Regions from separate parts of the Homo sapiens genome. Here region 2 is linked to region 1. The links are chromatin loops, found by intact Hi-C in ENCODE. Cell type or tissue: testis. All regions are shown on one strand. Each heading gives the region's core, and the rest is flanking DNA. Links, peaks and the distances in the headings are about the cores only.

The links. A loop is a pair of places that touch in the nucleus more often than their neighbours do. Peaks named below come from ENCODE experiments on the same cell type or tissue, not always from the same donor. Only the 100,000 strongest peaks of a DNase experiment are listed, where the experiment ranks them.
Region 2: it touches region 1 in a loop (3-fold over the local background); 1 of 110 quality-filtered maps calls a loop at or near these places.

The regions. Positions count from the first base shown.
Region 1 is chr17:36,973,712-36,976,625 of GRCh38, reverse strand. The region is part of intron 4 of AATF (apoptosis antagonizing transcription factor); the gene reads right to left. Among named protein-coding and RNA genes, the nearest start is that of AATF, 26 kb to the right of the region's middle. In testis, for the core only: no CTCF peak of the experiment used is centred there; no DNase peak of the experiment used is centred there.
Region 2 is chr17:36,883,915-36,886,828 of GRCh38, reverse strand. The region is part of intron 1 of LHX1-DT (LHX1 divergent transcript); the gene reads left to right. Among named protein-coding and RNA genes, the nearest start is that of LHX1-DT, 51 kb to the left of the region's middle. In testis, for the core only: no CTCF peak of the experiment used is centred there; a DNase peak (open chromatin) is centred at 1,578; H3K4me3 peaks cover 843 bases.

The DNA.
Region 1 (2,914 bases), core at 139-2,638:
GGCAAATGGTATTGAATGAATAACTGAAAAAGAAATAATAACATCCTAATATCTTCCTTGGTATGTACTTTTTACATGTGCATTTCAAGTCTTCAAAGAACTAGCTGTATGTATAGTACTGTCTTTATTCACCTAATCCTTTCAAGAAGAGGAAAACAAATACTGTGGCCCAAGAGCTATATCCTTAAAAGATTGTACCATCACTATTCAGATTAATAGTTAATACTCAGTAAGGACCTGCTAAGTACCACACACTCGCCTAAGCACTTTATATGTACTAATTCATTTAAGTCCTCTAACAATCCTTTGAGGTAGATACTATTATTGCATCACCATTTTACAGATACAGAAATTGAAACACTACTATAAGCTTAAAAAACAATTGCACAGTTTTCATTTTCTAGATCAATGTACCCTTGAGGGTTATGTATCAAAACTATCTGGGAAACAGAGTGTAATGAAATTTTCAATTACTAAAAAAATGACAAAACTTCCCTCCCCAATACCATCACATGATAAAAAACACAAGTGAGATTCTGTTAAAATGTCATGTCCAAACTTGATTCCCACACTTGAAAAAACAGTGGAGACACTAAAGGAAGCCCACATCACATGGATGGAAAGCAGGTCCAGTAAGGCAAGATAAAGCAATACTTGCTGAATTTGAAAGAAGAATGTTAACAAATGGATTAATAGTCTCCAAAATTCAAAAGCCCATGTACATCAGAGAAGATGCTTAGCTTTACTAATAAAAATAATTTTTTAAAGAAAAACTTAAAACAGTGGGATATTTTTCTGATAATGCTTGATGCTGGCAAAAACGTGCCGAAAGGGGCACTCTGCGTACACAACTGATGAGTTTAGTTAGCATGACATAGCCAGAAAGCAATCTGGCAAAACGTATCAAAGTTTTATATATGCCTAGCTCCTGACCTACTGTTCTTCTAGAAACTAACCCTCAGGAAATACTTTTAAAGCAAAGAGGTAGGTACAAAAATGTTATTTGCAGCATTGTTTATAATAGGTAGAAACTGCAAACATCTTAAGTGTCCATTTATAGGGGACTACTTAATTTTAGTTTAGCCAGGTAACTTTTTGTGCAGCTGTTGAAAAGGATTAGTATAAAATGGAACTTGGCTTAAGTAAACCAAACTATAAAAAACTTTTTGGGATAAACGAAGTAAAGTGAATATGAAGTACGCATACAGTATTAGGAATATTAATTTAGTTAGGTGAGATGACAATGTTACTAAGAAACATCCTCATTTTTTAGAGCTATAAACAGAAATATTTAGAGGCAAATGGCATGATTGTAATTTACTTTAAAACGCTTCAAAAAGAAAAAAAAGCAAATATAACAAACATTAATTTTAACGAAAAAAAAGACCTGCAGGCATTGACATGGGAAGATGTAAAGCATAATTTCATTTATGTTTTGAAAAAAGTTTATATTGACACAAAGTATCTGGAAGTCAGATAAATTATTTAAAATGGTTATCTCTAGAGGACACTTTTACGAGTGGGAAAAATAATACTTTCACAATCTACGTTACATATTTCACTAAGTATTGTTGGGCAGGAAGAAACAGACTCAGTACTGTCTGAAAGAAAATAACATCTCACAACAAACAAGTTTTACTTTTATTATTTTTTAAGGCAATTAAGATTAAACTTCAACAATACAAAGAGGTCTTCTGAGGTAGATATAATTCCAGAAAACCAAACAAGAAGAAACAGATTAAAGCAAAAAAAAGGAGAATTAGAGTGGCATTAAGGTTGACTGACAAGAAGATCATCTATCCCTAGAACCAGTTCAAAATTTTCCCTGTTTGATTCACAAAAGAAATAGCAAGGACCAATAAATGTAAGGGAGCAAAAATGTTTATCTTCATTAAACATTGGGAAATGTAAATTAAAATAACAGATACCATTTCCCAGATACCACTTGTCAAAGTGACAAAGATGAAACAAAATTATTGTATCCGATGTTGACAAGGATAAGGAAAACTGACACTCATATAAAAAGGTGAGCATGTACAAATACAACTTTTCTGGAAGGCAACTTGGCCATATAGATAAAAAGCCTTAAAATTTTGCATATTCTTAGAAAATATACTAATTCCACATTTAGAGATTTATGCAACAAAGTAAGTATGCATATGAGTAAAGATTTACTAATAATGATGTTTACTACATCATTTATAAAAATGAAAACCTGGAAACAATCCAAATGTCCAACAATAAAGAACTGGTTAAACTATCCACACAATGGAAACTCTATGCTATCATTAAAAATAATGCTATAGAACAATATTTAATGACAAGGAAAAATATTCATAATTTCTGTTAAGTAGAAAGAAATGGACTGCAAAACAAATTACAGAATAGAGTCCCATTTTTGTTCTAAGTACATAGCCACTGAGAAGAAAAACCTAGAAAAGATATTTACCATGTACCAAAATATTAAAAATACTTAACTCTTAGCTGCTAGGATTAGGGAAGAAATATTTCCTTAATTTTGCTTGGCTATTTTCTGTCTTTTCCTTTTTTTTTTTTTGAGATGGACTCTCGCTCTGTCGCCCAGGCTGGAGTGCAGTGGCACGATTTTGGCTCACTGCAACCTCCACCTCCCAGGTTCAAGCGATTCTTCTGCCTCAGCCTCCCGAGGCAGGGATTACAGGCGTATGCCACCACGCCCAGCTAATTTCTGTATTTTTAGTAGAGACAGGGTTTCACCACGTTGGCCAGGCTGGTCTTGAACTCTTAACCTCTAGTGATCCACCTGCCTCGGCCTCCCAAAGGTCTGGGATTATAGGCGTAAGCCACCGTCCCCAGCCTGCTTGGCTATTTTCTAAATTTTATATAAGGAATACATATTGTATTTTTATAATTTATCATGAGAAAAAAACATTAT
Region 2 (2,914 bases), core at 229-2,728, 90 kb after region 1:
GCAATTCTTGTGCCTCAGCCTCCTGAGTAGCTGGGATTACAGGTGTGCACCACCACGCCCAGATAATTTTTGTATTTTTAGTAGAGACGGGGTTTCACCATGTTGGCCAGGCTAGTCTTGAACTCCTGGCCTCAAGTGATCCAACCACGTCAGCCTCCCAAAGTGTCTTCATCTTTCAAGTGAAGACAAAGATACCTACTTTTCAGGCTTTCTGTGCAAATGAGAGCACTGAATGGGACCCAGACATAGAGAGCACCATCCTTCATAGCAAGGCTTTCCCTTCCTTGTTCTCTTCCCCCAGTCCGGGGAGATAGCTCTGAACTTGGCATATCCATGTGCCCCCCACATCACATACTGCTGAGGGGGTGAGACCCTCCCTCTCCTCAAATGCCATGGGCAGCATACCTCATGAAGTAAGTCCCTCACAACATTTCAGACCTAGCTCTCATTTTTTAAAATCCATATTATATAGATAGCAATGAGGAGAGCAACTTTTCTACCCCGAGCCTGTGTGTAATTACATATTTTGGCCGCGTGCTGGGCCTGGGATGAATCTGTATGGTAATGCAGGCCAGGGGCTTACGACGTAGGCACACATGCTAATTTTTAAACCACAAAATCGCGGCTGTTTTTCATTTTCATTTCCGACAACACTGGCGGAGATTAGGTCCTATTAAGCACCATGGGGCCTGACCTCCCCCTGGCCACCTGCAGGGCTCCTTGTGGCTTTTGTGGGCTCTTTGGGCCTGGCGCTGAGGCAAACACATCCTTCTTAATTGTGGGACAAAGCTCTGTCCAGCGGGAGGTGCCCAGGTTGGCAGACCAAGGCTGTCTTCTCTCGTCGTCCCCACCCAGGCTAGGGCTAGGTCCCACGCCCGTCCGGGGAGGAACTCGGAGCCTGCGGTGCCCAGGATAATTGAAATTCCAGGCTGTGCCTCTCCTCGTGGACAAGTAAAGTAGGCCCTCGCCCATCTGCAGAGCCCCGAGATGTCCTTAGGGGCCTGGAGAGCAAGGACTCAGGTCACTGAGCTGTCTGTTCAGTCCTAGCCCAGCTCAAGTGACCTTGTGCAAGTCACTTTTCTTCCCTGGGCCTTCGTCTTCCGTCTGTCAAGTCCATGAAATGTAAACTGGGTGATCTGAAAACACTTTGCATTTGAGCTACCTGTCCCCTGCCGAGAGGCAGACAGAGCAGTGATGACAGCAGCTCTCATTTGTTACACACGCATCGTGGGTAAACTATACATGTTCATTATCTCATTTAATCTTCCCCTCGACTCCCCGAGGTGACAGCGTGTTAAACAAAAATCCCATTTTCACCACTCACTGGCCGGATGATCTGTTTTCTCATCTGTAAAACGGGGGAGTAACTGATAACAGTGCTGCCGGATAAGGTATTATCACGATGGAATGAATTGCTGCAGAGTACACAAGACACTTAGAACAACACCAGGCCCAGGGTTGCTATCATTATTATTACAGATAAGGAGATGGAGGCTGAGGAAAGGATAAGGAACTCACTCAAAGCCACCCGGTTAGAACCCAAACCGCAACCCACGAGCCTCGTATCTCCCACTGGAGGCTTTGCCGCCTCCAACTCTTCCTGGCACAAAAGCTTCTCTATCCATCCAGAGAAGCAGCGTCAGGCCCTGCTTCCCTTTAGTCGTCATTTCTCAGTACTGAGCAAAAATGGCAGCAGAAAGACGCAGAGATAAGCAGAGAGATGCTGAGGGGCCCCCTGAATGGGTGTCTGGTCGGGCTGCCACCCCAGCCTTGACTCCTAGGGGTGCTTGGGCACAAGTGAGCCAGTCCAGGCTAGCCCATCGCTGGGGTCCGGCAGGCCCTCTGCTTGTCGGAGGAGAGCTGAGGGTGAGGAGGGGCCCGGGAGGAAGAGCTGAGCCCCTCCCCCTTCCATTCTGTCTCCATCTGCACCCAGAAGCAGCTGAGCGTGGAGCGGGGCCACCCCTCCCGCTCCCGCCCCCTTGCCTTCTCCCCTCCTGGGCGGGGGCTGCCCCGTCTCTGGGGGGGAGCCTGGTCTGTGCTCAATTTCATGCCACTTAATTCACAAGTCTGCCCGTGAAAATGGCGACAAATCGGCCCCAACTGCCCAAATGTCCCGTCCCATCTCGGACGTCTCTCCTGCAGCCCCCACTGCTCCTCCGTCTGACAACCCCTCACCCATCATACTGGAGGGGGAGCGGGCCCTGGTGGCAGCCAGCCGAGGGCCCTGCCGCTGACTTAGACGCCACACATATCCCTTCTGCAGCGGAACCAGGCCCCAACGGGGGCTACCGCCGAGACTCCAGGTGACCCTCCAGTACATGGTCAGAGGCTGGGGACTGTTTTAGTTTGGATTTTAATGTGACTGTGTAATGTTTATTTTTAAATTTACTTTCTTTTAAGAACAATTTAGTTTATTTTTTTTGAATACGTAGCACATTCACATGATTCAAATTTCAAAAAGTGGCCAGGCACGGTGGCTCACGCCTGTAATCCCAGCACTTTGGGAGGCTGAGGCTGGTGAATCACTTCAGGTCGGGAGTTCAGGACCAGCCTGGCCAACATGGTGAAACCCTGTCTCTACTAAAAATACAAAAAATTGGCCGGGCATGGTGGCACACGCCTGTAATCTCAGCTATTCAGGAGGCTGAAGCGGAGAATCGCTTGAACCCTGGAGGCGGAGGTTGCAGAGAGCTGAGATAGTGCCACTGCACTCCAGCCTGGGCAACAGAGCGAGACTCCATCTCAAAGACAAACAAACAAAAACAGGCCTGGCTTGGTGGCTCATGCCCGTAATTGCAGCACTTTGGGAGGTCAAAGCAGGCGGATCACTTGAGGTCAGGAGTTCCAGACCAGCCTGGCCAACACGGTGAAACCCCGTCTCTACTAAAAATACAAAAATTAGCCAGACGTGGTG